2 separate regions of the Mus musculus genome follow, and region 2 is linked to region 1. A link is a loop called in an ENCODE intact Hi-C map of the cell type or tissue named here. Cell type or tissue: heart. All regions are shown on one strand.

Region 1 (8,000 bases):
CCACACTGTGTGAAACCATTTTTAACGTACAGACAGGAAAGAAACAGGAAGTTTATCATAGCACTACAAACACATTTATAGACAGACCTAGACTGGATTTGCCAACATCACTCTCTAGATCCATAGTCCTAAAAGCCATGAGGAACCTCAAGGCCTGTGCACCAAAATGTAGCACCAAGGAAGTATTCAAGAACCCCGAAAGACCAATCAGGTGCAGATCCAATGCAATCCCACCAGAGTCTTTATTCACAAACTCAAGCTTGGGGCTTAACACACTGCAGACCCACAGGACAGTTCTGGTGAAGAAAAGCCCCCAACACTCATTAAGGGAAGGTTTTATATAGAAAATGGCAAGCGAGCAGTGACTGTTTCTAGCCTGGCAAGCATCTAATTGGGCTGATACTGTGGCCTTTAGCAAAACTGGCTGGTGCTAGGAGCCAAACCATAAACTTAACTTCTGTTTTCTTTTTGTTTTTTTTTGTTTTTTTTTTTTTTTTTTTGAGACAGGGTTTCTCTGTGTAGCCCTGGCTGTCCTGGCACTCACTTTGTAGACCAGGCTGGCCTCGAACTCAGAAATCCGCCTGCCTCTGCCTCCGGAGTGCTGGGATTAAAGGCGTGCACCACCACGCCCGGCTTCTGTTTTCTTTTTAATTGGTGGTTATTAGGCAGGGGAGGGCTTGTAACCTGGAGGTGTAGACTTATTGGGGAATAACCTGGAGAGGCAGGTCTTGTTTGGGGGTAGCCTGGGAACTGGAACTAGGTACTGGCCTGTTAGTTTACTTGAGTTTAAACTTAGGTCAGGTTTTGTTTGTTTGTTTGTTTGTTTGAGACAGGGTTTCTCTGTATAACCCTGGCTGTCCTGGAACTCACTCTGTGAACCAGTCTGGCCTTGAACTCAGAAATCTACCTGCCTCTGCCTCTGCCTCCCAAGTGCTGAGATTAAAGGCGTGCGCCACCAGTGCCCAGCTAGGTCAGGTTTTCTAAGATGGAATCTAAACCCCAAAATTTGGTCTCTCAAAAACCATCTTGAAAAACCAAGGATCAAAAAAGATCGGTATCTGAGCATGGGCCAGAGAACAAACCAGCCAAAGATTGGTTATCGTTTCTGCTTCACTTCCTGCCCTCATTTCCTTCAATGACAACCATGACCTGGAAGTATAACATTTTCCCCTTTTGAGTTGGTTTTGGTCATGGCGTTTATTACCCAGCAACATAAAGCAAACTAGAATCAGGGTATCATGTAGCCCAGGGAGGCCTCATACCCCACTTTGTAGCTGTGAATGTCCTTGAGCCCTTTTGAGACAGGGTCTCTGTATCCTAGAGCTAGATGTAGGTCAGGCTGGCCTGGTACCCCCAGAGATCCTTCTGCATCTGCCTCCTGGTTGCTGTGATTAAAGTCCTGAGACACCACACTTGGCTGCTCTGAGTTTTTTCAATCTCCCACCTCCAATCCCTAAATGCTGTGGGTTTGAGGGATTAGGAGCTGTGTCACCTGCCCAGTTTGCAGAGATGAGGATCCAGGCCTAGGTCTCATGTCTGACTGCTGGGATTAAAGGTGTGTGCCACCATCTGAATCCATTTCTCATCTTTCACTGGGAGAGACAGATAAATTGCAAAGGAGTTTGCTATGCAGAATGTTAAAATATGCAATTTGTTGCAGGAAAAGAAGGCTTGTCAATTGTGCTTTTTTTCTTACCCTCAATAACTTTATTTAAATGAGATCTGCAGATTTTTTTTTTCTTTTGAGACAGGGTCTCACTCTATAGCACTGGCTCCCTGAAACTCCACATAGCCAGCTAGAGAGGCATGGGCCTCTGCCTTCAGAGTAGCCTAGAGGTGACACATACCACGACTAGCAAATCTGTAGACTTTTAATTTACAGTTGTTATTGTGAGAAGGCTAGGCTAAGTCCACGACAGGCTTCAAATTAGCAGCTAAGGAGACGAGGTCTAAAAACCCAGGCTTCAGGCAGCTAATTAGAAACTGCCCCACCACCTGGCCTGAAACAAGGACAATGGGTCAGCAGTTCCCAGCCAGCCCCCACGCCCCAGTAATGGAATGTCCTTCGAGATAGCATAAGACACAGCCTACCACCCCCCACCCCAGATTCCTCAGCCAGTTTCCAGGCACCATACCCTAGTATGGTTCTGGAATACCTAGAGACAGAGTAAGACAAAGCCCACCTACCCCAGGATTCCACTAAGGTGCTTTAAATTGGTCCTGCGGGCTCACTTCAGGCTCTATCTTGGTAACGGGAGACCCCAGCATGCTGGACTTCTACAGAATAAAAACAGTGTTTGCGTTTACATACTATTAGAATCCGGGGTATCATTCTTCGTTACAGTGGGTGTTTCGAGACTACCTAATCCTATGTTTGCTTTTATTTGATTAAAAACCCAAATCGTTCCAAATCCCTTTGCTAAGCAAATAAACGATTCGACTTATTTCGTTCATATACTGCACACTAAAACTCGAAACTGATGACCACTTTAAATAAGAAACAAATCTCTAGCCAACAGGTAGAGGGCCTATATGGCCAGAAGCCTTTTGGAAACGTTGGAAATCGTTCCATTCTCTCAATTCTATACCCAAGTGGCTCTGCTTCTTCCTCCCAGACTGTCTTAATTTGTAAATGTGCAAGCTGCTAAGGTGAAAACCGCAGTAACTCAGCCGCGTTTTGCGGTCCGTGAGACGTGCCCCGACTGCGACTTGCAGTGTGGGTCTCCCAGGAAGGCGGCGCAGTCACATTTTTCCAAACCTGGGCTCTCGACATTTAGAAAGCCGCGAGGGAGGCGAAGATGGTCAACTGGCTTTCTTACAACCTTAAGTCTCAAGTCAGAAAAGCGTGACTTTCCATTTGGCTCTGGAATGGAGGTGAACTCGGAAATGGAGACCCGCAGGCGCGCGGGGGAGGGGCGAGAGGGGCCAGAAGAAAGGGAAAGGCCTTTCTCTAAGCTGACGCGCGGTCACGCGGCTTTCTCCCGACGTGGGCTCTCGCCATTGGTCGAGCTGCCGCTGACGTAAGCGTCGCTGCCGGGCGCGAACCGCGGCGAAGGCGGCGCTGCGTTGGAAGTTGGCGAGGCGCGCGCGCTCCCGCCGGCGGCCCAATCCCCGCTCTCCACCCTCGGCCCGCCAACGCGGTGGACCAGTCGCGCTCCGCTTTCTCATGACTCCGCCCCCAGTGGGCGGGCGGCGCGCGGATAGCACATCACGTGGTGACTGGCCCCGCCTCTTCCTCTCGGTCCCATATTGAACTCGAGTTGGAAGAGGCGAGTCCGGTCTCAAAATGGAGGTAAAACCGCCGCCCGGTCGCCCCCAGCCTGACTCCGGCCGTCGCCGCCGCCGCCGGGGGGAGGAGGTATTAGGGGGAGAGCGGGGGGTTGCTGGGTAGTTGCCGGCATGGGGGGGCTTTGGCTCGATGGGAGTGGGGAGGCCGGGGAGACCGGGACGATCGTCCCGCGCTTTGCGCTGAGGGCGGTGGGAGGGGGAGGGGAGCGGGCCGGGTGGCCTCCTCCGGGCCCTCCGTCGGCCTGGTCCTCTCGGTCGGCCGCACCGGCAGCCCTCGAAGACGCGGCGGGGCCGGGGAGTGGCTCGGCAGCCGGGCGAGGATGCCCTCGGGCTGCGCGGCCTGACTTAGCGAGGCCGCGGGCGGCATGGCGGGCCTCCGCGGGAGCGGTTGGGAGGAGGCGGTGGGGGAGGGGAGGAGCACATCCGGGCGAGCGAGCAGGCGGGCGGCGGCCGCATTGACATTGATCCGCCGCCGCCGCGTTACGAAATGGCGCAGTGGCCCGCAATGGCCGCCGCCTGGCTACGCCGCCAAGAAGGAGTGCGCGGGGATTGGAGGGGACGGCGGGAGGCGGCCCGGCGTTTCTGCCGCAGATGGCCTCCAGGCTCCGGGCGCGGTGCTTTCCGCTGGGGTGCTCCCGACGTGGATCTAGGCCTTGGCGGGCCTTCTGGGTGATGACAATCCGCGCAATACTCGGGCCGGATTTTCTCAGCGCTCATTTGGGGATACATTACTGAAAAGCTTGCTGCTTTAAGGTGCTTCCTAACCCGCTGCTTGTGCTCAAGTATTTGGAATGAGAGTATTTACAGCGTCCTGTGGTTGAAGTCTTAACCATTTCGGGGGTTTGAGTGTAGATGTGTTTACTTGGAGCTTAATATTTTTATTGATCTAATTTCTCATACTTCGGATTGGCCCGGATTTTGGTTTTCCTGGATTTTGGTTTTAGAGAACTGCGACCACACTAGAAAATACCACGATTACGAGAATTTTGTGTGTATAGAGATGCTTTTTGTGTATTGTCAAATTCATTTATGCGAGGCTTGAATAAAGGGGTTTTACGTGAATTTGGGTAGTTGGGTTTCTGGTATGTGGCTGTCTGCATATTGAATGTTCTAACTAATATTTCCAGAAGATGGAAGAAAGTGAGCCCCCTTTAAGGGCTTGTGTTGAATTGTCTTAATGCGTTCATTAAAAGCGGTTCACTCGAAAGTAAAATCTTCAAAAAGAAAACCACAGGCTAGATATTTTCTAAGTCTCTCAGTTACGGTTTTGTTTCTAATTCCTCTGGTCAGGCGGTATATGCTATACCTTGTAAATCCAAATTACACGCTTGTGAATGTAAGGATCGCATTCGAAATAACTTGAAACTATATGATGTAAGTGGGTATAACCAAGGTAAATTGATTACAGAAAGCTAAGTAGTGGAACCAGGTGTGAATGGTGCGTGCACACCTGTTACCCTAGTATTTGAAAGGCTAAGGTAGGACTGCCTCAAGTTCAAGGCTAGCTTAGCCTGCCTTTCCTTGAGAGCCAGCCTCAAAACCCTCACCCACCCTTTTAACCCCCACAAGGTATCACGGGGTTAAGTCTTGGCTGTGTTTTGTGGGATATGCCTAATTTGCTTGGGAATGTCTTTTAATAACTGAAATGTTATTAGCTGGAAATGTGAATTTCTCTTAATTTCCCGTTGTAAGCTTCTAAGTTGCATTTCATAGATCATGTTTTAAAATTACAGGTTTGTTGGTGTTGCAGACTGAGGACAGTGGAGATGGCACGGGCAGTCTTTGGGGTTTATTTTTCTAGTGAATGATTTGTTAGAAACATCTGAAATACTCTAGACTTTTTAGTTGTAGCTTAAAGTTTAAAAAATCTGGGACTGTTTGGGGGTTCAGTTTAATGTGACCCCAGATACCATTTTAGTGGGATATTTTTGTTTTTAAGACAACCTACTCCCTATGTACCTCATACTGGCCTAGAAGAACTGACATAATCCAGGCCAGCTGTCTCCCAAACGCTGAAATTAACTGGTGTGTACTATCATGCCCAGCGTGGAGCAGGTTTTTTAAATGGATGGAATATTGATGTTACAGATTTGAGACAGAACTTCATTTTATCCAAGAAATAACTATATTGATCTTTTTTCCTCAGGGCCATGATCCAAAGGAACCAGAGCAGCTGAGGAAGCTATTTATTGGTGGTCTGAGCTTTGAAACCACAGATGATAGCTTAAGAGAACATTTTGAGAAATGGGGCACACTTACAGACTGTGTGGTGAGTTCTTGGGGTAAAAATGGTCTAAGAAAGGGATGGGAACCTATAGCACTATTTAATACTTTGAACTATTTATTTGTAGGTAATGAGAGATCCCCAAACAAAACGTTCCAGAGGCTTTGGTTTTGTGACCTACTCTTGTGTTGAAGAGGTGGATGCTGCAATGTGTGCTCGGCCACACAAGGTTGATGGGCGTGTGGTGGAACCGAAGAGAGCTGTTTCTAGAGAGGTATTTTAATAACATGTTGTATAATACTTGGATATGTTTCAGTTTGGTTTTTTTGACTTATAATTATTTTATTTGTAGGATTCTGTAAAGCCTGGTGCCCATTTAACGGTGAAGAAAATTTTTGTTGGTGGTATTAAAGAGGATACGGAAGAATATAACCTGAGAGACTACTTTGAAAAGTATGGCAAGATTGAAACCATAGAGGTTATGGAAGACAGGCAGAGTGGGAAAAAGAGAGGATTTGCTTTTGTAACTTTTGATGATCATGACACAGTTGATAAAATTGTTGGTAAGTAACAATTTATTTGAGTTTCGTTTTCATAAATCATCTAAGTCAGTGGTTCTCAACCTTCCTTATGCTGTGACTCTTAATACAGATACTCATGTTGTGAACCCCAACCATAAAATTTTCATTGCTACTTCATAACTAATTTTGCTACTGTTATAAATCCATGTATATCTGATAAGCAGGATGTCTGTGACTCAACCTATAGGCTGAGAACTATTGATCTAGATCAGGAAACATTTCTAAAATATTGACTCATTCTCTTCTCAGTCTACCATCTTAATAATATTTTAATTAATTGCATGGTGATAAAGGGTTCACTTTAACATGGTTTTCCAAACAAAAAATAACTTTTCTTTTGTTTTTGACTTAAAAAAATATAGTTCAGAAATACCACACTATTAATGGGCATAATTGTGAAGTGAAAAAGGCCCTTTCTAAACAAGAGATGCAGTCTGCTGGATCACAGAGAGGTGAGTAGGCTCAGATACACATAAACAGTGGGCATGAACAGTTGTGGGAAAGATGTGAACTTTTCACTCCAATTCTTGTTACAGGTCGTGGAGGTGGATCTGGCAACTTTATGGGTCGTGGAGGAAACTTTGGAGGTGGTGGAGGAAACTTTGGTCGTGGAGGAAACTTTGGTGGAAGAGGTAAGGTGTTCTCATTATATGTGCTGATCTATCAAATTTACTAGTAAGTTGAAAGTGAAATTTTAATTCAAATCTTGCATTTCCTTAGGTGGCTATGGTGGTGGAGGTGGTGGCAGCAGAGGTAGTTATGGAGGTGGTGATGGTGGATATAATGGATTTGGAGGTGATGGTGAGTCTTAAAATGTTGAACTTGGTTATTTTTAATTTCTGCATTGCTGGGAATCACAAGGCCTCAAATGCTAGGTGGTAGGACATACAACACATGTGGTAGGCGACATGTTTTGGTTTTAACAACCACATTAAAAATGTCACACCTTCTAATTCCAAAACTTTGAATAGGTGAAATACTTTTCTAACTAGTACCACAGACTAGGAAGCCTCTTTCCAAAGATGGAAGTCAAATATTAGTTAGTTGTCCTTGGCTTAGTAGAGTAGGATTTATTGTACCAGAAATAGAACTAAAATTTTCCAAAGTAAAATTGAAAACTGACTTTAAAGGAAAGAGGGCCAGGTGTGGTGGCGCGCGCCTTTAATCCCAGCACTCAGGAGGCAGAGGCAGGTGGATTTCTGAGTTCGAGGCCAGCCTGGTCTACAGAGTGAGTTCCAGGACAGCCAGGGCTATACAGAGAAACTGTCTCGAAAAACAAAAGAAAGGAGGATGCTAATATTAAGATTTTTTTAACCGTCAAGATTACTTTGTGCTCTGTGACTAGATTCTAGAGTGTGAAACTAGGTCTTGCCACTTACAGTATATAATAAAAAGTTAGAATTATTTGGTCCCCCTGAACAACTTTCTATGTGGTTTTCTTTGCAGGTGGCAACTATGGTGGTGGTCCTGGTTACAGCAGTAGAGGAGGTTATGGAGGTGGTGGACCAGGATATGGAAACCAGGGTGGTGGATATGGTGGTGGAGGAGGAGGCTATGATGGTTACAATGAAGGAGGAAATTTTGGTGGAGGTAAGTTACATAGATGTCTGGATTAAATGCAAACCAGCGTTTAAATTAAAATTCCTTGCAGTATGTGGAACTGCTTTAAAAGATAAGCTGAAATAAAGTTAACTGTTACAGCTCTACTGTAACACAGCTTATCCATGTGAAATTTACAACTTAACCCTAACTAGTCATTATTTTTAACTTGTGGGAATATAGCACTACATAAATTTCACATTTGAAGGTGAGTGTGCAAGGGGGGGGGTCCTTTGAATTCCAGGTTAGTCTGGATATTAGAGAAGAAAAGTGAAGGTTTCTATTGTACAACTCAATGGTTTTTTGTT
Region 2 (8,000 bases), 120 kb after region 1:
GGAGAGGGCCTTAGGCTATATGGTAGAAGAGACATTTAGGTGGCAGAGTTCTTGGTGACAAAACTAAATGTGAGAGGTGGTGTAGACAGAGCAGTTAGGGGACTCCAGGAGTCTATGGCAGCAGCAGTAGCCCATAATAACCCTTGCAAGGGAGATTCGGGAGGATGAACAAGTCTGAAGAGGAAATGAAGTCAGCTTGAGTTTGAGATGCCCACGAAGCCTGTAGGGCTTCTGATGTTCTGGACAAGGGAGAGAGATGGAGAGGGAGAGAGGGAGAGAAAGGAAGGAGGGAGGGGGGAAGGGAGGGAGGGGGGGAGGGAGGGGGGAGGGAGGAGGGAGGAAGGGAGGGGGGAGGGAGGGGGGAGGAAGGTAGGGGGGAAGGGAGAGAGGGGGAGGGAGGAAGGGGGGAAGGGAGAGAGGGGGGGAGGGAGGGAGAGAGAAAAAGAGAGAGAGAGAGGGAGAGAGGGAGGGAGAAAAAGAGAGAGAGAGAGAGGAAGAGAGGGGGAAAGAGAATATGAGAATGATGAGTTATAGATCTTCAGGTAAGAGAAAGATTCAAGAGCCATGTTATGTCATAAGTTGCTATAGGTCAAATAAAGAGAAAAGGGAAAAGTGCCCTTCGAATCTAACTGTGTGTAGATCACAGAGTACCTTGGAGGGGGAAATTCTGGGGAGTGTGCAGGAGGTGAGCAAGTTGAAACAGTGAATGTAGAGCGTTATTCACAAACACAGTTGGCCAGGGGAGGAGAGAAGGCTCAGATGGAGAGAATGTGGCTTCTTCAGTCTAGGAAGGAAGGAACTGGTGGAGAGGCAAAGTTAAAGATACAGTAAGTGAGAAAGAACAGCAGAGAGATGGGATAGTGATAAAAAGGGACCAGGTAGGTAGTGGCTGACACCCGGCACAGGATGCACACGGGATAATGACCCCGTGGAGTGGGTCTCAGGGGGTAAAGAACGGAGAAAAAACGCAGTGTATACAGAGAGGAGCAGGCCCTGTCTCCACTTATGGTGGCTGGAGAGGAAGCAGCGTTCTCGGGAGGAAACGGATTTTTCTGGCTAGAAGGTGAAGAGGTCGAGACGTCATGGGCAATGAGATGGTATCCACGAGTAACTGTTTTGGATGAAGCTGGGGTGTGTGTGTGTGTCAAAGATGGATGCGAGGTTTCAGTAAAGAAGCTGACAAGATAGCTCCATGGTTTGGTTAACAGGAAGGTTTTTATTATGCATGAGAGAGAGAACGTATCCAGAAGCAGAGAGAAGGAGAAGCAGATTTGAACATGGTTAGGGCTGTCTTTGAGAGGAAGGTGAACAGCAAGGGAAGAGAGAATAGTGAAAGCGGGGGCGGGGGGGGGGCGTAGAGAGACTATCAGAGCCATAGAGAGAGCAAGGGAGGAGGAGCCAAAGGGGAGGAGCTACAGGGTGCTGTGCGGGGAGAATAGTGGGAGCTGAGGCATGGGGCACAGGGTTTTATAAAGAGAGCATGATCTAAGGTAAGAAAATCCAGGATAGGGGCTTTGAACTGTGTAGCAAGTACTTGTGAGTAGGGACTGAGGGAGCCTGGCATGGGTTTTGATACACAGCCACAAGTCCGCGTCACTGGAACCCTGTGTCCCTTCTGCCAGAGGTAAGGGAAGTGACTCCTTTTGGCAGAGGGGAACCAGTTTCACAAGTTCCTGAGGAATGCTGGCTTTTATCTAACCACTAGAAACCCTCTTATCGTTCAGGCTGAGCTGGACCTAGACTCAATTTTGGACCTCAGTGTGCCTGCCCTTTTCTTGGGGTGGGCAGGTGGGTGAGAGGTGATAGGGTGATTTTTTCCCCCTCCTTATAAACTCCACCAATGTTACATTCTGGTCACTAAAATGTATGTGGATTTCTCCTTCCAACAAACATTTTCTAGGGATGCAGTGTTGTTGTGTCTTAACAATTTAGCTTGGTTCTAACATTGTCTACTGGAGATGGCATCAGAACCAACAAATTCTGGAGTGTCTCAGGATTGCCCCGCCCCCACCTCCGCTTCAGACCGACTGCAGATAGTAAGTTGTTGCCTAGAGTCCTGATTGACTACCCCAAATCCGAAGTTCCCATCCCTCCTCCCCAGCATTCATTAATTGGCTAGAGCAACTCACAAAACAGAAAAACCCTTCCGTTTGCTTTTACTGGGCATAATGAAGAGCCAGATGGGTGCAAAATGCTGGGGTGTGGGGGAGGGGCGGGGGAGAGGAATCCACGTGTTCAGCTGTGTGGAGACCCTCCAAGTTCTGTCCTGAGGACTTTGATGGAGGTGGTATCTCATATGTAAACACAATCAATTGTTGATCATTGTCAATCAACTCAGTCTTTGACTTCCCTCCTTCTCTAGAGGCTGGGGGTTGGTGACTTGGGGTGGTCAGTTTTCCTTACCAACTCTGACTGCATTAGGGCTCACCTAGAGACACACCTGTGCACAAGTCTGTCAAGGCTTTTCCAAAGTCCCAGCCCGAAGTCCATGACGGTCACCCCTTGTCTCAGCCTGAGCACAGAGAGAAAAAGGAAGCAGCAAGCAGAGTACCAGAAGCAATGTGACTTTGCAATGTGACTATGCATCTCGCGCTCTCTTGCCGCCATACTTTCTGGGCTATGATGGACCGAATGCCCTCAAACTGACCACAGGATAAACCCTTCCTTCCTTAAATTATTTTGGTTCCAGCAATGAGAAATGGATCCGTCTCTATCCTGAAGCTAGTTGGGGGCCTCCAGCACCCAGTGGTTTTCATTAGCATTCCACACTCTGGGGCCTTTATGGGCTTTGGAGTTGTGTGCCAGGAACCAAAGTTGGAAGCCAATTATCTGTTATATTTATTGTTCGTTGATGGTGCTGGGGGATTGAATCGATATTTAAGAGAGAAGTGTTGCATGCTAGGCAAGCCCTCTGCCACTGAACTACATACCACACTTCTCTCTTAAATATCGATCCCTCCTCCCTCCTTCTCCCCTTCCTCCTCCCCCTTCCTCCCCCCTTCACCCCACTCCCAAAACAGGGTCTCACTATACAGCTCGGGCTATCCTGAACTCACACTCTATTGACCAGGTTTGATGTGAACTCTTTTTTTTTTTTTTTTTTTTTTTTTTAATTTATATGAGTACACTGTAGCTGTCTTCAGACCCACCAGAAGAGGGCATCAAATCTCATTACAGATGGTTGTGAATCACCATGTGGTTGCTGGGAATTGAACTCAGGACCTCTGGAAGAGCAGTCATTGCGCTTAACCACTGAGCCATATCTCCAGCCACCTGACGTGAACTCTTCAGCGACAGGCTAGCCTCTGCCTCTTGAGTGCTGGGATTAAAGGCATGTACTACTCTGCCTGGGTTCTCTCTCTTCTTAGATTTTATGTATATGAGTGTTTTGCCTATTGTGTGTCTGTGTAAGCCTGGTTCCCAAAGAGGTCAGAGAAGGGGATCAGATCATCTGACACTGGAGTTACAGATAGTTGTGAGCTGCCACGTGGGTGTTAGAAATCAAAGCGTATCCTCTGGGAGAGCAGCCAGTGCTCTTAACTGCTGAGCCATCTCTCTAGCCCCTCAAATATCTGGTTCTTCTTATATTATCATGCACCAGAGAGGAATGAAGGACCACAGCTCTGGAAGGACCTTTCTTGAACACATTTAAAGATAACAGAGATCTGGGAATGATGGTTTAGGCAGGACACATGGATAGCTAGTCAGGAAGAGCATCCAAGCCTCCTGGGACTTAGTTTTGCCCTGTGTGTATCACACTTCTTGGGTCGATTGGTGCTAAGGACCATTGGCTTGCAGCTCAGGGTATTATTGTCCTTAAGAGGCATGCAGGCTGGGTGTGATCCCACTGCTTTGGTTACACAGCAAATATAAAGCGGCTTGTCCTCCAGGCTCCTGCTCCTACCCAGTGTGCAGCATGTATCTCCGTGCTCCTCGTCCTGTTCACTTTAGAATCCGATTTTGTCTTTATGCTCAGAGCCCATGGGAAAGTATATAGAGATCTTGGAGCACCAGGAGTGGCTTGGGAAAGGGAGTCAGGCCAATTGGCCGTAATATTAACCGATTTCAACACACACTAATTACTGTAGGTATTCATCTAAGGACAGGTGTGATGTTAATAGCAATTTCCTGGAATGATTGCGGGGGGAGGAGGAGGAGGAGGAGGAGGAGGAGGAGGAAGAGGAGGAGGAGGAAGAAACTGGGTGTGCTGGTATATACCCATAGTCCTATATTAGGGAGGTGAAGGCAGAAGTTCAGGAAATCAAAGTCAACTTTGGTTCCACAGCAAATAGGAAGCCAACTTGGGTTGCATAAAATACTGTCACAACCCTCAACCCTTCCTTTCCCCAAAATTAATTAAAGAGAGAGAGAGATCAAAATTGAGTTAAAGAATATATGAACTGATATTCACTTCTTTTCTTTCTTTTCTTTTTTTTTGGTTTTTCGAGACAGGGTTTCTCTGTGTAGCCCTGGCTGTCCTGGAACTCACTCTGTAGACCAGGCTGACCTCGAACTCAGAAATCCGCCTGCCTCTTTTACTTTTACTTATGGATTATACTTTTTTTTTAATTCCCCTCAGAGATGTTTCATTTTACCACGTTGAAGGTATGGGCCACCTTTTAGCCCCTGTCCAGCTCACTACACATGGACAATTTAGAGTTCTTTGGAGCACTGTATGGCCTTTGAAATGCCATCCATTACGGGGACTGGCCTCCTTGTTTTTCCCTGTCAGCAGATTCTGTGGAGAGCATCTTGCTGGTAGACCCCATTTTATTGTCTAATGATGAGATTCAATGAAGCAGTGAAGGGTAAGGCTTTTAAAATATCCCTAGTGGGGCTTTGATATAGAGCATAAAGGTCTCCTCTCTGGACCCGCTCCACTCCTTTTCTCCTGCTTTATTAATTCAACCGTAAATTGCACACTTTTAATGAAGTGTTACCTTTCTGCTAACTTCCCCAGCTTCAGTTCGGTGCAGCTCCTGATGGTACAGGGACCAGTTTACAGCTGGCTCCAAGCATCAGCTGACAAGAGGATCCAACCTAGCATTGTCACGGATCTTAAATGAAGCCAACACGTTAGCAAACCAGGTGGTTTGGAGTTGGGCCGTATCAGATGCCCAGAGGAAGGACACAAATCACCATGCCTCTGTAACCAGCATGCCACAGGACCTGAGGAGAGTACAGCTAGCATTATTTTAAAGATACAGACAACATCGTAAGCCTGTGGGAGACACATGCATGGGGAAGGGGGTTCGGGGAGGGGGTTAATTCCCTCATCCATTATCAATAATCATTTGCATTGCTATGTGATTAGATCTATTTGAGGGAAAAACAAAAGCAAAAACCAAAACAAAACCTTGTTGGTCAGGCATGGTGGTGTACACCTTTAAGCCCAGCACTCAGAAGGCAAAAGCAGAGGTAGGTGGATGTCGATGCATTCAAGTCCAGCCTGGGCTATATAATCACATGCTGTCTAGAAACAAAACAAGCAGGCATGTGTTTGGAGAAGGGTGGTCTATGGCCGTTTGTTGCCACTGAACTCTACTGAGAACCCAGACCTGCCGGCATTTTTTTCACCTCTATTGCCATCTAGAGGAGACAATTGGAAGGACATGAAGTAAGTCCCCAGATGGAATTAAGTGAAAACCAATACTGGAAAGAAACATTTGTACAAAACTCTAAGAATCACTACACTTTGTTGGCTCCAACTTTATGTTTTTCTCCTCTCTTTCCATCTGGCTCAGTTACAGGCAGGATTTGAATATCCACTTATGGGCTTTTATATCAGCACTTCCGGCATTTCGAGGGCTCCGGTGGACACCTCTTATAGACATAAAATCATGAAACTTTCTGATGAGGTGGTTTGTTTGTTTGTTTGTTTACTTGGATTTTGGTGAATGGAGAAGAGGATGGAGCCTTTCAACACAGAGAGGCAGTTTCCTGACGTCCATAGCCTCAGAACCTATTCATTTTGTGGGGTGTTTATAGGTAGCACGTTGGTCAAATATGTTTTGCTAGGGAGAGCAGTACTGAGCCGTTTTCTTTACAACCTTTAAATTACTGGTGTGCACTGTGGACTTGAGGAGATCAAACACGGGGCAAGCAGTGACCTTGGAGCCTCCTGCCTTTCACAGAACCGATGGGAAATATCCTGTGTACACTTCAAGGACTGTTCCCACAGGCAAGAGAAGCTGGCCTGCTGCATGCACACCATGTGCAAACAGACCAGCCCTTCCTCAGCTCTCCTGCTCCTCTCTGTCTAAACATTGTTGAAGCTTTGTTTTGGGGTTGAGTGGCTTAAAGACTGTAACCATGGTCACTAACAACAGGGATACATCTTTGTGAGCGTATCGTTGAGTGTGCTTTCGTAAGCCTCAATGGTATGAGCTAATTTACTCTATGACATGGCCTCTTGTGCAACCAGCAACTGTAAATGCAGCATCAGGAGGCTGCTGCTGGCCTAACATGACAAACTTTTAAGTAAACTCCTTTTGATCTGGTCTGTGTTGTGCCTCTGCTCATGCATGAGGGGCCCAGACCAGGGTGTTTGTTAGGCATCCTCTGTCACTCTCTACCTTATTCTGCGTGTGTGGGGGTCTGTTTATAAACCTGGGGGTTATTATTTTTTCTCACTACATAGGCAGTTAATAGGCTCCAGTGAGTCTCCCCTCTCTACCTTCTACAGCCCTGGGGTTACATGTACGCATACAATAATGCCTGGCTTGTTCTATGGGTGCTAGGATCTGAACCCAGGTCCTCAGAGTTGTGCAGCAAGCATGATTAATCACTGAGACAAATCATCACCTGCCTTCTCTATTTCTTGGAAAAGATCTCACGTAGCCTGTTATGTAGCTGAAGATGACTTTGAGTTTCTTTTTTTGTTTTAAAAGATTTATTTGTTTGTTTGTTTTATGTATATGAGTACACTGTAGTTGTACAGATGGTTGTGAGCCATCTTGTAGTTACTGGGAATTGAACTCAGAACTTCTGCTCGCTCTAGCCCTGCTCATTCTGGCCCCACTTTCTCCAGCCCAAAGATTTATTTATTATGTATAAGTACACTGTAGCTCACACACACCAGAAGAGGGCGTCAGATCTCATTACAGATGGTTGTGAGCCACCATGTGGTTGCTGGGATTTGATCTCAGGACCTTTGGAAGAGCAGTCAGTGCTCTTAACCGCTGAGTCATCTCTCCAGACCCAACCTTGAATTCTCCTGCATCTCCCTCCTGGATGCTTGGATTACAGGACTCCACCACACTGGGTTTATGTGGTGCTGAGGTCGAATGCCGAGCTTGGTGCAAGTGCTCTTCCGACGGAGCTGCTTCTCCAACCTCTTCTGTTTTACTTTTCTTAGTACGTAGGACCACACTCTAAAATAAAGACAAAAACACTAACTTAGCAACGCACATGTGGGTACTGTGTTCCTTTATTGTCCTTAGGAAGCATTCTGTATTGTACATAACTGTGCTGTACTTTCATAAGTGTAACAGCATGGTGGCTGTATCTACTCCAACAATGTCATGACAGGGATGGAATGTGCTGTGCTACATTGTGAGGTTGGCAATGTCACAAAATCTCCAGTTGCATTGTATCTGTAAGACACCAACTATGCCGGCCTGTGACTACCCAACTATCAGTGTGTGGGTCCTTAACTACGTCCCCCCCACCCCCAGAAGGAATGCAGTAGGGATGGGTTTCTTTTTTTTTTTTTTTTCTTTTCTTTCTTTTTTTTTTTTTTTTTTGGTTTTTCGAGACAGGGTTTCTCTGTGTAGCCCTGGCTGTCCTGGAACTCACTTTGTAGACCAGGCTGGGCTCGAACTCAGAAATCCGCCTGCCTCTGCCTCCCGAGTGCTGGGATTAAAGGCGTGCGCCACCACGCCTAGCAGGGATGGGTTTCTTTTTGACAGTTGCTATGTCCAGATGAAACACAGTAAGCTCATCGGTAACATAAGACACACTCTATCAGCACCAAGGAGCATGCTGTAAGATGGTCTCTC

Evidence for each region. Peaks named below come from ENCODE experiments on the same cell type or tissue, not always from the same donor. Only the 100,000 strongest peaks of a DNase experiment are listed, where the experiment ranks them.
Region 2: a loop joins it to region 1, with 4 times the contacts of the local background. A loop is called at or near these places in 14 of 42 quality-filtered maps.

What each region holds. Positions count from the first base shown.
Region 1 is chr2:75,656,032-75,664,031 of GRCm38, forward strand. Hnrnpa3 (heterogeneous nuclear ribonucleoprotein A3) reads left to right here and starts at 3,228. Exons shown (of 11, transcript NM_053263.1): 1 at 3,228-3,292; 2 at 5,435-5,557; 3 at 5,640-5,786; 4 at 5,865-6,075; 5 at 6,456-6,545; 6 at 6,630-6,725; 7 at 6,814-6,894; 8 at 7,540-7,683. The coding sequence starts at 3,287. Gm39859 (predicted gene, 39859) reads right to left here and starts at 2,906. Exons shown (of 3, transcript NR_166143.1): 1 at 2,759-2,906; 2 at 2,188-2,277. In heart, CTCF peaks have their summits at 3,050 and 3,821; DNase peaks (open chromatin) are centred at 2,090, 3,110 and 3,750; H3K4me3 peaks cover 3,923 bases; H3K27ac peaks cover 4,486 bases.
Region 2 is chr2:75,775,751-75,783,750 of GRCm38, forward strand. Gm13657 (a long non-coding RNA gene) reads left to right here and starts at 1,115. Exons shown (of 5, transcript XR_001783382.2): 1 at 1,115-1,490; 2 at 1,901-2,036; 3 at 4,961-5,215. In heart, CTCF peaks have their summits at 3,151 (motif pointing right) and 5,605 (motif pointing left); a DNase peak (open chromatin) is centred at 1,581; H3K4me3 peaks cover 1,598 bases; H3K27ac peaks cover 1,936 bases.